Regions from separate parts of the Homo sapiens genome. Here region 2 is linked to region 1. Evidence: chromatin contacts called from ENCODE Hi-C or POLR2A ChIA-PET data. All regions are on one chromosome and are shown on one strand. Each heading gives the region's core, a stretch centred on a gene start or an enhancer-like site at or near the end of the contact. The rest is flanking DNA. Distances are from core to core; before and after follow the strand shown. Region 1 holds the start of TTL (tubulin tyrosine ligase). Region 2 has its middle 19 kb from the start of SLC20A1-DT.

The links. Hi-C counts contacts between places; a loop is a spot of excess contacts on that map. ChIA-PET counts read pairs that join two places held with the same protein, here RNA polymerase II (POLR2A). Pooled maps may share reads with other maps.
Region 2: a loop to region 1 is called in a map of naive thymus-derived CD4-positive, alpha-beta T cell, with 3 times the contacts of the local background. The contact joins the enhancer-like site here to the promoter of TTL in region 1. A Hi-C loop is called at or near these places in 1 of 168 maps with a recorded cell type or tissue (naive thymus-derived CD4-positive, alpha-beta T cell) and 7 of 50 pooled maps. POLR2A ChIA-PET finds 5 or more read pairs at or near these places in 5 of 52 experiments (HEK293T, HepG2, IMR-90 and 2 more).

The regions. Positions count from the first base shown.
Region 1 is chr2:112,479,541-112,486,012 of GRCh38, forward strand. It overlaps TTL (tubulin tyrosine ligase), which reads left to right and starts at 2,616. Exons shown (of 7, transcript NM_153712.5): 1 at 2,616-2,961; 2 at 6,377-6,455. The coding sequence starts at 2,805. RefSeq lists an enhancer at 1,947-2,016 and silencers at 2,337-2,726, 3,287-3,386.
Region 2 is chr2:112,622,078-112,628,549 of GRCh38, forward strand. It overlaps the pseudogene RPS20P11. Among named protein-coding and RNA genes, the nearest start is that of SLC20A1-DT, 19 kb to the right of the region's middle. RefSeq lists an enhancer at 2,403-2,542. Within about 2 kb of position 2,459, at least 10 of the 41 ENCODE cell types and tissues checked have a DNase peak (open chromatin) inside an H3K27ac peak, as active enhancers do.

The DNA of each region.
Region 1 (6,472 bases), core at 1,366-3,865:
AAAAGTGTTCAGAATTATTTCAATCTTTTGAAATTGCTGGAGTTTACTTTATAATCCAGGGTACTGCCAGTTTTGGCAAATTCCTTACATTCTTTGTTCCAATATTGCTGCTGACTGTACGTACTGTCTCCAGAAGAAGAGGGCACATCCAAATTCTAAGGTCTAAGCTAGGAAGTGATACATATCACCTGCTCACATTCTACTGGCAAGAGTATATTCACATATCCACATTTAATGCTTACTGCTAGGGGCTTAATGCTAGGGTGGAGGCAAAGCTGAATTTTCGGAACAGATTCTCCCCCTATAAGACAGCAAGACAGTGGCAAGCTGTCCCACACAGATAGTGTTCCATCAGATTGGTCTGATTTGGACCAGTTTCCTACGTTTTACCAGTCGCTGTGGCAAAAGGGATAGAGAGTAATCCTGTTGGACCAAGCCTGGATATTCATTTCCTTTATCAATAACAGACACTGTTAATCCCACAAGAGCCACAAAAAATGGGTTCCAAGGGGGTCAGGCGCTGCGGCTCATGCCTGTAATCCCAGCACTTTGGGAGACCAAGGCGGGCAGATCACTTGAGGTCAGGAGTTGGGAGATCAGTCTGGCCAATATGGTGAAACCCTGTCTCTACCAAAAATATAAAAAGTAGCCAGGCATAGTGGCCTGTGCCTGTAGTCCCAGCTACTCAGGAGGGTGAGGCAGGAGAATCTCTTGAAACCCGGAGGTGGAAGTTGCCGTGAGCTGAGATCACGCCATTGCACTCCAGCCTGGGCGACAGTGCAAGACTCCCTAACAGACACACACACACACACACACACACACACACACACACGTTCCAAGGAGGAAAGATGAGTTACCTTACAAAGAAAAGGGAATAAGCTGGGTGTGGTGGCTCACGCCTGTAATCCCAACAGTTTGGGAGGCTGAGGTGGGAGGATGGCTTGAGTTGAGGAGTTCGAGACCAGCCTGGGCAATATGGTGAGACCCTGTCTCAAAAAAAAGTGGGGTGGGGAATAAGTAGTACCGTACAGAACCTACAGCTAAAAGAAACAAAAATGGTGCTCGCTACAAAAAGTGAGAAAAAGGAAAAAGGTAGCTTCTGGATTTGGAAATTCAAAGGTCACTGGTGTTCCTAATGAGATCCACGGTTGTGGAGTGGCAGAGAGAAGCCACCTGTGGCACAGGAGTCGTCAGTAGGAGTCGCAGGAGGAATTGATGCAGCATGGTGGGAGTGGACGTCACTTTCAAGGTGATCAGCCGTGAAGAGCGGCAAACACAGCGTCTTGGCTCGAGTTCCCCCAAACGGTGCCCCCTGGAACAAGAATTTGAGCACGAGTACAGTAGTTTTTTTGGGAGGTGATCCCAGGAAACATCGGTAGTCAGGGAAAGGAAGGAAGCCAACAGAAGATGCCCTGATGAGCAAGTTGCAGCTGTGGACAACCGCAGCCGTGGCCTACAGAGGACCACCGCAATACGCCTAGGACACACGCCTCCCCGCAGGGCACGTGCGGAGGGCGAGAGGGCCAGGGCATTCTCGACCAACTCTATCCCTCGTGGAGGGAGAGCAGCTGGGAAGGAGTGCAAGCACCCAGCACCTCTAAGTCTGCCCCATTTCTGCTCTGAGCGGGCTCTCCACAGCCAGCGGTTGCCTGCAGGTGGAGCCGGTGCGCAAGACAGGCGAGTGAGCGCCTGGCGGCCCCGTGGAATCTGGGCAACGATGGGAAGGAGAAGGGCGCTTTTACAATGTGCTCGGGTAGATACCGTGAGCATCGGGGGACAGGAAGGGGAGAGGCCCCAGGGTGTTCTTTATCTACAGGAGAGTAAAAGATGCAAGGCGCAGGGCTGATGTGGGTAATTTATGAGGGACTGTAGGAAGTTTGGGGGAGCTCTGATGATCATTGCCTTCTCTTTGTATCTCAAATGCAGCAGCACAGTCTTCAGAGTGGGCTATCAGAACCGAAGGGACTTTTAAGAGCCACTCTCCGCCGCTCATAAGGGGAAATCGAGGTCCGGAGAAGGGAAAGCAAGTGGCTGAATGCCGGTAAAAGGCAGGAAAAGAGCGGAGCCCAGGGCTCCAGGGGGTCGGTTTGGGACCTGCTTCCACCAGCAGAGTCTAAGGTCATCCCCTTGGCCGTGCGCCACCCTGGGCTCAGCCGAAGGAAGGAGCACTCGACACAAACAAAACCGACGCTCCGGGTCTCCGTAGTCGTTAAGCAAAGAGGAAGAGGAAGCGCTTCTTCATTAGGCCACAGGACCGGGCCTTAGAACTTTTGGGTTTTATCCATTAAAGGTCCTTTGGCAATAGAAGAAAAACCCAGATCGAGCCCTGCAAACTGGGATCTTCCGCCGGCACCGCCCCCCGGCTGCGACCCGGGGCTCGGAAAGAACCACCCCAGGCCCGGGCTCCGGTTCCACCGCACAGTCCGCCCGCTGCGGTAAAGCCGCGCCCACCGCCGCGGGTCTCCAACCCTGCGCCGCCGCCGCCCCCGGGGGAGGGTACGGAAAGGGCGCGGCGCCGCCGCCCACGGGCTCCTCCAGAGCGCGGCGGGGCCGGGCCGCGCGGAATCACGGGACAGAGGCGGGGCCGCGCCGGCGGGGGCGGGCGTGCGAGCGGCGCTTTCCTCTCCGGCACCCGGCGGGCGCCCGGGCGCGGCGCCGCCGGCACCCGAGAGGCGCGGTAGCCGGCGCGGGCGGCGGGGGCCGGGCCGCGGCGGGCGCCCGGGCGGGGTCCGCGCTGAGCCGCCTTCTCGGCCGCCTGGTCCCTGCGGCGGCTGCCCGGCGGCCCGGGCGCGCGGCGCTTCGCCATGTACACCTTCGTGGTACGCGATGAGAACAGCAGCGTCTACGCCGAGGTCTCCCGGCTGCTCCTCGCCACCGGCCACTGGAAGAGGCTGCGGCGAGACAACCCCAGATTCAACCTGATGCTGGGAGAGAGGAATCGGCTGCCCTTCGGGAGACTGGGTGAGCCCCTCCCCGATTCCCGTCTGCCCTCCTCGGAGCGGCCCTGCGCGCCTCCCGCGGCCCGTTAGAACCGGCGCTTTTGTTTTTAAAGGTCATACATTTTCTCCTCTGTCGCTTGTCGGGCACATCAGAAACGGATTCGGAAAGATCGAAACCTGTCGTTTTTAATGCTTTCTTGTCTCCTAACTTGGATTTAGAGTCGGAGTCGCGGTGCGGCCACTCGGGGCCGCAGCTACCTCCCGACGGTGACCGGTCCCTGCAGCCCGGGAGACGCTGGCCGCCGGGGCTGGGACCTGAGGCGCGAGTCTAGCGGCTCCCCCGGGCCGAAGCCCCCAGATTTGGCGGGTCCGCCGCGCTGGGCGCGGCTCCGCAGAGCGGGCGGCTGGAGTCATCTTTTGCAGCTCGTCTGCACTGAGGATTTCTCCCTGCTTGGCGTGGGCGCGGGCGGGGGAGCCGTAGGTGTTGAAACCCCTGAGGCTTCTGCCCCCCGAAGGCGCGGAGGAGCGATCAGAGGATTTGGAAAAGACCCCCGGATTCCAAAAGCAGGAGCTGCAGAAGAGACCCTAGCCCAGGGAAGTGTGGAGGGATGTCTGATTATAAACCTTTCCTTAGTTTCACCAAATAATGTGTTTTCGCAGTTCTGCATTGGATTAAGATCTTACACGAGGCTGCGTTCGCCCTCCCTGTCTTCCCTGCTCTCCCCGAGGGAATTACCTTCATCCACATGGTTGAAGCTGGCTGGGCACCACCATACCCACATGTCCACGGGTAGGAAAGCGCAGGAGATAGGAGGGGACTAGCGGCTCCTTTGTAAGTGATGTCATCCAGAAGTTGCCCAGATCGGTTCAACTCACATCCTATTGACCTGAGCATAGTCTCATGGCCTCCCTCTCTGCACAGTCATCTGGGAATTGCATCTTCTCTCCGGGGAGCCATGTTCCTTGCCAGAATTCACCAGAGGTGGGGGCCAATTGTATTCCAAAGACAAGGGGAGAATCGATACGGAGGAAGAGTCACCTCTACCTTGGAGGGCAACCCAGAGAGAGCAATGTTCTATGTCCAGGAGAGAAAACAGTTTTTAGAAATAGGTGTGGTCAGAATTCAAATGGGTAAAAACTGAATACGGGCCATTTGGAATTGACTGGTCATTTATGAGCTTCCATAGACAGAGCCTTTGGGAGGGGGCTGTGTAAAACTCAAATCGTTGGAGGAATGAAGAGCTGCAGTGTAAAGTTGCTGGATTTTCTTCTTTTGAATAGTACCTGGGACAACTTTTCATTGGTATACAAGTTTATGATGTAGAATGGTGACTCCATGGAAGGACCCATTTGAACACCCAGAAATCTTAGAATATGGAGACTGTGCCTGGAGGCTCCCTTTGGTTAACCGGTGTCAGGAAGACCCTAGCAAAGAGAATTCATGATCTGAAAGGAGAGGAAGAATTGCTTATAGTTGAGAACAATTATTTGTTCCTTGCATTGTCCACTTCCCCTTCCAGACTTCCTGACTTCCCTCTATATTCTTGGCAGTGCCTAGCTGTGAAAGCTTAGGTGGAATCATAACATTAAAAACAACAAACATGGCTCCGCCCAGGCAGAGGTAGGAGTGACTGGCATTACCCTGGTGCTTAAGCCTAGGAGTGAGAAGCAGAAGCCTCCAGAATTTGAATCCTGAACAGATACCACAAATTCAGGAGATGATCAGTAAACGTTTGAGCTTTTTGTTTGTATGTGTTTTTTTTTTTTTTTGTAGTTTTGTTTTTTGTTTGTCTGTTTGTTTTGCGACAGAGTCTCACTCTGTCGCCCAGGCTGGAGTGCAGTGGTGCAATTTTGGCTCACTGCAACCTCTCCCTCCTGGGTTCAAGCAATTCTCCTGCCTCAGCCTCCCAAGTAGCTGGGATTACAGGCGCGCATCACCATGCCCAGCTAATTTTTTGTATTTTTGGTAGAGACAAGGTTTTGCCGTGTTGGTCAGGCTGGTCTCGAACTCCTGACCTCAGGTGATCCGCCCACTTCGTCCTCCCAAAGTGCTGGGATTACAGGCATGAACCACCGTGCCCGGCCAACATTTGGTTTTTATGGGAAAGAAAACAGCATCCTACAACAAAATTGGTTATATGCCATCACTGTTAAGGGATATTTACCTTTTGCTTAAAGTGTACTACATGAAAGCCAAGGAGAAGATTTATAGAGCTAGGTAAAGGCTCAGGAAGGCAGGTGCCCTGTGGATAAGAATGTAGGCAGTTCAGGTGGGAATCAGGTCTGTCTGCTCAGGGAGACCAGTGAGAGCCAGCTAATGCCTGCCTGAAACTTTTGATTTGACTGTATGCCATTCTCAGAGAAATTATTCTTTCTTCTGGCATTTTCAACTGAAAATTCCTTTGGTCTTACTTTGATTTTGTTACTGGAAATACAGTGTGTTTTATTAAGATTTGAAACAAAACATTTTTTATTTTATTTTATTTTTGAGATGAAGTCTTGCTCTGTCGCCCAGGCTGGAGTGCAGTGGTGGGATCTTGGCTCACTGCAACCTCTGCCTCCCAGGTTCAAGTGATTCTCATGCCTCAGCCTCCCAAGTAGCTAGAATTACCGGTGTGCGCCACCACGCCCAGCTAGTTTTTGTGTTTTTAGTAGAGATGGGGTTTTGCCATGTTGGCCAAGCTGGTCTTGAACTCCTGATCTCAGGTGACTTACCCACCTCAGCCTCCCAGAGTGCTGGGATAACAGGCATGAGCCACTGTGTCTGGCTGAAAACACTTTTTATTTTTAATAAAAATTGTTTTTCTTTGTGTCCTTTCTGCTCTAATTCTATAAAAAAAAGCCACATGTAATAAGAGCTGTTGAAAATGAGTTTCCCCATGGAATGCGGCACAGAAGAAAGCTCTCAGGGCTTCTGATTTTGTAGACATGGCCTCTCCACTACCTTCCTTCACCTAGAAGCTTGCAGAGATAGACTTGCTTGAGACCAGCATCATTCTAGTTCTCCTTCCTTCCTTGGTATGGAAAGCCAGGTTACGGATGTGGAAAGCGTGACTGTTAAAGTAGCCTTATTGTACAGAGTGACAAGTCTATATGTGTTAAGCCAGGAGCGGAATGCAGTGTGCAGTCAGGGAGAGGTGAAATGAAAAAATACCCTCAATACCCTCTACCCTAACAAGAAAAAACAGACAAAGGTAGCAGCAGTTTTGGCAAACCTACGATGTTGATATAATATCCACTGTGGGGAGAATGAAGGTTGCCAGCGGAATACTGAGAGAAAGAGGGTCCCTGGGGACAGAGAAACAAAATTGTTCCATTTTCCATTTTCTAACAGCCAATCCTGAGATGAGAGAGAGAAAAGCTGGGCATGACACAGCTGTCCTCTCTCCTGCTTGCTGTGTCCTGTGTCCCTTCTGAGCCTCCTCTTTCCTTCCTAGGTCACGAGCCCGGGCTGGTACAGTTGGTGAATTACTACAGGGGTGCTGACAAACTGTGTCGCAAAGCTTCTTTAGTGAAGTAAGTGTTAAGACCGC
Region 2 (6,472 bases), core at 1,209-3,708, 140 kb after region 1:
ATTTTACATTGCGGCTTGTTAGGGTGATTCGAATTTGGTGAATGGCCACCTCCGGCTCCACGGGTGTTTTCCGGTATCCTTAAAAGCCAAGGCTGCTGCGCGGCTTCCTGACCGACTTGTTCCTCGGCGAGAGTGAACAGCGGTAAGTCAGGAGCAGGAGCGTCTGAACGAGAAATCCTCAGCACCTACGACCGCGTCTTCCTCCACAGAATTGTTTTTAGGTTATTATCTTGGTTGTAGGTGGCCCTTTCAAGGATTCTAACTGGGCATTCCCACCATGACAGACCGCATTCCTCGGATAAGGACAGCAAGGCTGGCAAAATAGCCACACGGTGTGCCTGGGATCCTACCTGACCCACTGTGAGGTGGACTCTGGCCAAGACCTGTCTATCCCCTGACCTCCCTAAGCCTCTCTCCAATTGACCATAGAGATTCCAGGGATTAGGCTCAGATAATACCAGTATCTACACATGTGGCTTCCAGTAAAATGAGCACAGACTGAGATTACAGAACCCAATTCCTGGCCCTCTCTGCTGCTAAATATCTATCAGGAAAGATCCTCCCTGAGCTTGCTTACTCATCTGTAAGTTGGAGCCAAAAATGTTCTTTGGATCGTGTGTCATTTGTGCAGATGTGATAAGATTACACACGTCAAGTGCTTTACACATTGCCTAATAAGTACCATTCACCGTTTCTTCTGCAGAGTGTAAAGAGGAAGATAAATTATCTATTACTATTTAGCAGTATTTTAATAACTTTTATGCACTTTTAATTTATTTCCAAATTTTTTCTTTTCTTTTTTTTTTCTTTTCTTTTCTTTTTTTTTTTTTTTTTTTTCAGTAGAGACAGAGACTCTCTTTGCTGCCCAGGATGGAATGCAGTGGCAGTCATAGCTCACTGAAGGCTTGAACCTCTGGGCTCAAGTGATTTTCCTGCCTCAGCTTTCTGAGTAGCTGGGACTATAAGCATGCACCACCATGCCTTACTATTTCTTTTCTCTTTTCTTTTCTTTTTTTTTTTTTTTTTTTTGAGACGGAGTCTCGCTCTGTCACCCAGGCTGGAGTGCGGTGGCTTGATCTCGGCTCACTGCAACCTCCACTTCCCAGGTCCAAGTGATTCTCCTGCCTCAACCTCCCAAGCAGCTGGGACTACAGGCGTGTGCCACCATGCTCAGCTAATTTTTGTATTTTTAGTATATTGGTCAGGCTGGTCTTGAACTCCTGACCTCGTAATCCACCCACCTTTGCCTCCCAAAGTACTGGGATTACAGGGTGAGGCACCACGCCCAGCCACCTGGCTATTTCTTAAAAAAAATTTGTAGAGATGGGGTCTTGATATGTTGCCTAGGCTCAAATTTTGTCATCTTTTAGATAACAGGATTTGGGGCTGGGTGCAGTGGTTCACACCTGTAATCCCAGCACTTGGGGAGGCCTAGGTGGGCAGATCATGAGGTCAGGAGTTCGAGACCAGCCTGGCCAATATGGTGAAACTCTATCTCTACTAAAAATGCAAAAATTAGCCGGGCATGATGGCGGGCGCCTGTAATCCCAGCTACTCAAAAGGCTGAGGTGCGAGGAGAATTGCTTGAACCCGGGAGGCAGAGGTTGCAGTGAGCTGAGATTGTGCCATTGCACTCCAGCCTGGGCGACAGAGCGAGACTCTGACTCAAAAAAAAAAAACCAAAAAAAATTTAAAAAAAAATTAAAAAACAAAACAAAACAGGATTTAGGGATAAGAATTTAGGACTAAGTCAATTTTCTATGAATATTCTTACATGTCAAATTTCGAAGGCCCAGACTCAAATGACTTGATTCTTATTTTCAAATAATTGGGCTGTAAGATTTATCTGTTACTTCTTAACATATAATTTGTACACCTGTCTAGGATTTAACTTGGAAAAGATTTTTCAAAACTTGGTACGATTATATAAAATGTGTGCTTATGACCATAGCTGGTAGGCATGTGAGATGGTAAGGCATTTCCGCAGAGCAGAGGTTCATAAAAGCTTTATCATGCATCAGAGCTATCCGGAAGGCTTTTTAAAACACAGATTGCTCAGCTGGGCGCAGTAGGGTGCGCCTGTAGTCCTAGCTACTTGGGAGGCTGAGGCAGAAGGATCTTTTGAGCCCTGGAGTTTGAGGCTACAGCATGCTATGATTGTGCCTGTGAATAGCCACTGCACTCCAGCCTGGGCGGCCTAGCAAGACCCTGTCTCTAAAACAATAACATCAACTAAAACAAAAACCACGCAGATTGCTGGACCCCAACCTAGAGTTTCTGATCCAGTAGTATTGGGGTGGGGCCTGAGAATTTGCATTTCTGACAAGTCCCCAGATGATGTTGATCCTTATTCTCCTGGCCCATAGACCACTTAATTAAAGCCAGCAAAGTAGTCATCAACGTTGACCCAGGATATAAGCTGAAGATGATGAACAGCCTTGAGGCAGTAAGGGAGGCCTGCCCTCCAACATCAGGAAGCCAAGTGAAGGCGTGACTCACCAGGGCAGGGTGGGGTTCCTGCGTGTGAGAAACCAGAATTGAGAGCTGCACCAGCTGTGTGGCCCCAGGTTTCTCAGGGTGAGGAGAGGCAGCCCAGGGGAAAGGCACTCGGGACCACACCCCAACTCACCTACCCTGTGTAAGTTTTTTCCATTGCATGTATCAACATCTAACATGTCATATATTTGATTTACCTCATTTATTCTCTGACTCCTTGCCTCCTGTTAGAATATAGGTTCTCTAGAACAAGGATTTTTATATGTTTTATAGAAGAACAGTAACTGAATCATAGCAGGTGTTCAAATACTGACTGAATGCATGCCTATATACATATAACTATGTTCATGATACTGTTTCTAGAAGGATCCACAAGAAAATGGCAGCAGACTGTCTCTGGGCAAGGGAAATGGAGGAATGGGTGGGGCAACTAAAACTTTTTACTGACTCTATAGCTCTTTGAATTTTTCCTTTTTTTTTTTTTTTTTTTGAGATGGAGTCTTGCTGTGTCACCCAGGCTGGAGTGCACTGGCGCAATCTTGGCTCACTGCAACCTCTGCCTCCGGGGTTCAAGCAATTCTCCTGTCTCAGCCTCCCGAGTAGCTGAGATTACAGGCATGCATCACCATGCCCGGCTCATTTTTGTATTTTTAGTAGGGACAGGGCGGGAGTGGGGGAGGGTTTCACCATGTTGGCCATGTTGGCCAGGCTGGTCTTGAACTCTTGACCTTGTGATCCACCCGACTCAGCCTCCCAAAGTGCTGGGATTACAGGTGTGAGCCACAGCGCCCAGCCGAATTTTTCCTATGTATCTCATCTAGCTAATCAAAAACAGATCTCTATTGTTGATTAGGAAATATAAATTGGAAGAGAAATAGGTATAATAGGAAAAACCTGAGGGAGCCCCATTCCCCCTCCCCAAATCTGGTGAGATCATTGTGTAGAGCTAAGTGAGAACGCCTGAAATATGCTTGAAGAAACGTTCATCTTTGATGGGGCATTCAGCTCAGTCTCATGCAGCCCTACCCCAGCCCCAAACTGGGCCTGGTCCTATCCCAGGACAACCCTAGGGGGGCCCCAGAGTTCCCTCCTAGAAACCAGAAGTTCCCAGCCCTTCCTGCTGCCCACCCCACCCCATGGACACGTGCCCATGTGTCAAGTAACAACAGTTAATAGTGAAGTGGGCTAGAAACACCCTGTGGCTGCCTCAGGAAGGAGAGAATATCTCTAAGTCCAGTGAGCTCAAGGTGGAACAAGAATCCAGGTGTTCAAAGGGAAGGCAGAAGGAAATGATGAGAGAAAAGGGGGATTTGTGCTCATCTCAGCAGGAACCTGGGTTGGGGCTGAGGAACTAGGAGAAGCCATGCCCCGGGGAGCCTGGAGGAAGATGCCCAGGCCAGAGCACCAGCTTGGAATTGGGAGAGCCAGGCAGGACCCCGAGTAGACATTAGGGGTTAGCGTCTGTTAGAGGAAGTTGAGGAAGAAAAACAATAAAGTTGCCCTTCCAAACAAGACAGAAGCAGTTTCTACCGTAGGTAACCGCTGGCCTAGTTATTTATTCAATATATATTCACTGAGCACATCGTCGTGCTAGGCCCTATGTCAGAAAAGGGATTTTGGGGCCAGGCACGGTGGCTCATGCCTATAATCCCAGCACTTTGGGAGGCTGATATTGGCAGATCGCCTGAGGTCAGGAGTTCAAAACCAGCCTGGCCAACGTAGTAAAACCCTGTCTCTAGGAAAAACACAAAAATTAGCTGGGCATGGTGGCTGGTGCCTGTAGTCCCAGCTACTCCGGAGGCTGAGGCAGGAGAATCACTTGAACCCAGGAGGCGGAAGTTGCAGTGAGCTGAAATTGCACCACTGCACTCCAGCCTGGGTGACAGAGCGAGATTCTGTCTCAAAACAAAAAAGAAAAAAGAAAGGGATTTTAATTAAATGCAGACTTACAGGACCTGAGACTACCTTCCTAGAGACTGAGTCTTCTTTGGAAGGCGGCAGGGATGCAGCAGCCCACAATCAAGCCATTCCCACCTCACGAATGTGGAGAATCTGAGAGGGGGTGCCTCCTTCCCCTGTGGGATTTTCTGTGGTCTCAGACCCCACAGCAGCTTCTATGCTCACCCAGCAGAGGGCAGCCTGAGCTCAGGCGCCATCTTCCCAGCACCTGCTTAGGAGACGGGACAGATGGGCACCTAGCCCCCTCACTGCCCACTGCAGGGTGGGCATGGTGCCCACTTGCTGGTGGCAGCAGCACCAGAGAAACAGGATGCACCAGGAGGCTGTAAAAAAAGGCTGTTTTTGAGTTCTCCCTAAGCCGTGATGGTGCTGCCTGGCAGATGCTCGGCCCTGGCATGCTGCCACACTCACCCTCTGTAGCATCCTGAGACTAAGGATCATCTCCTTCTCATTCCAGAGCAGCCTGCTCACCCTGCTTCTACTCCCTGTTTCTCCGAGGCATAGAATCCTCGGGAGGGACCCCAGAGCTGGAAGGGACTTGGTTGCTGCTAGTGCTGGAGTTGCCATTTCAAATAACTTCAAAGGGCAGGCAGGGAGCCTGAATTTGTGAAGCTGACTTAGGGTAAGATGGCAGGAAATGGTAGTGGCTATGCCGAACTGGAGAAAAGAGCCTTGTGCAAAGGCACCTAAATTGAATTGTTTTTCTAACTGTGAGTAAGATAAAATGCAGCCACAGGCTGAGTTGGGACATGAGTTGGCTGCCAGTTTCCTCCCTGTCCAGTTCACCCCTTAACCTTCGAGATGGGCAAACAAAGGTCCAGAGAGGGCCCAAGATAGGGCCTGATTCCCTTCTCACCAGAATCCAGTTCTGTAGTGCTGTTTATTCCTTGGGGGCACAGGGCAAATATTAAGCACAAAGAGTTGGGGGTGGTGTGGACGTCTAGCTCTGCCTGCCCCACGGCTGCTGATCAGTCTTGGATTGCTTCATTTCCTTCCTTGGCCACAGATCTCCTGTTTGGAGAAAGCAGCCTCCTCCAGAATACAGGGCACTCCTTTTCCTCAGAGTGAGTCACAGCCTCCGAGCAGACTTGTGGACAGCTTACTCCGAGACAGAATTCTCCACTCCCACTGCTTTTTCCAATGAATACCTCCAGCGGTGGGCCTCCACTGCCTTGGGCCACCGCCCTAGGGCTGCGAACTTTAATTTACTCAGGTTTTTCCCTCCTTAAAAAGAGGTCCTACAGAGAAACACCCAGGGGTCTTTTGGCCTTGATTCTTCAGATCTCATTTAAAAAAAATAGATAGATAGATAGATAGATAGATAGATAGATAGATAGATAGATAGATAGATAGATGGATGGATGGATAGATAGATAGATTAGAAGCATAAAGTGCTGTTTTCTCATAAGGTGTGAAGGTTGCAGGAGTGTGGCTGGTACTTGTCGTGGCTCTGCAAGCACCAAGAGTGGTTCTTCAGAAATCCAGGCTTGTACCTGAATTGCCTCCATCTCCAGGAGAATCAGCAGGCCATGCTGAGCTTGATGGGGATGCTTCACTAGGGCAGGAAACCTGAACCTCAGTCTCCTGGGTAGCAGGAACTGGGTTGTGGCCCCATTACCAATCATAGAGACACCTTTGGGACCTGGGGTAAGTATTTATGATATAGCTAGTCATGTGAAGAATGAGGGGAGGATTAGGACACAACTAAGGCCACTGTCACAGAGCTCCTGCCCGCCTAGCACCTCCCAACCTCCCAACCAACATGTGCAAAAGATGGCCAGAGTCCTGAAAAACTGGTCTCGAAAGGACATTGTCTCAAGTATACCTTTGAGAGGAGGAAACAGAACATTTAGTTTTTTTTTTTTTTTTTTTTTTTTTGAGACGGAGTCTCGCTCTATTGCCCAGGCTGGAGTGCCATGGTGTGATCTCGGCTCACTTCAAGCTCCGCTTCCCGGGTTCATGCCATTCTCCTGACTCAGCCTCCCGAGTAGCTGGGACTATAGGTGCCCGCCACCAT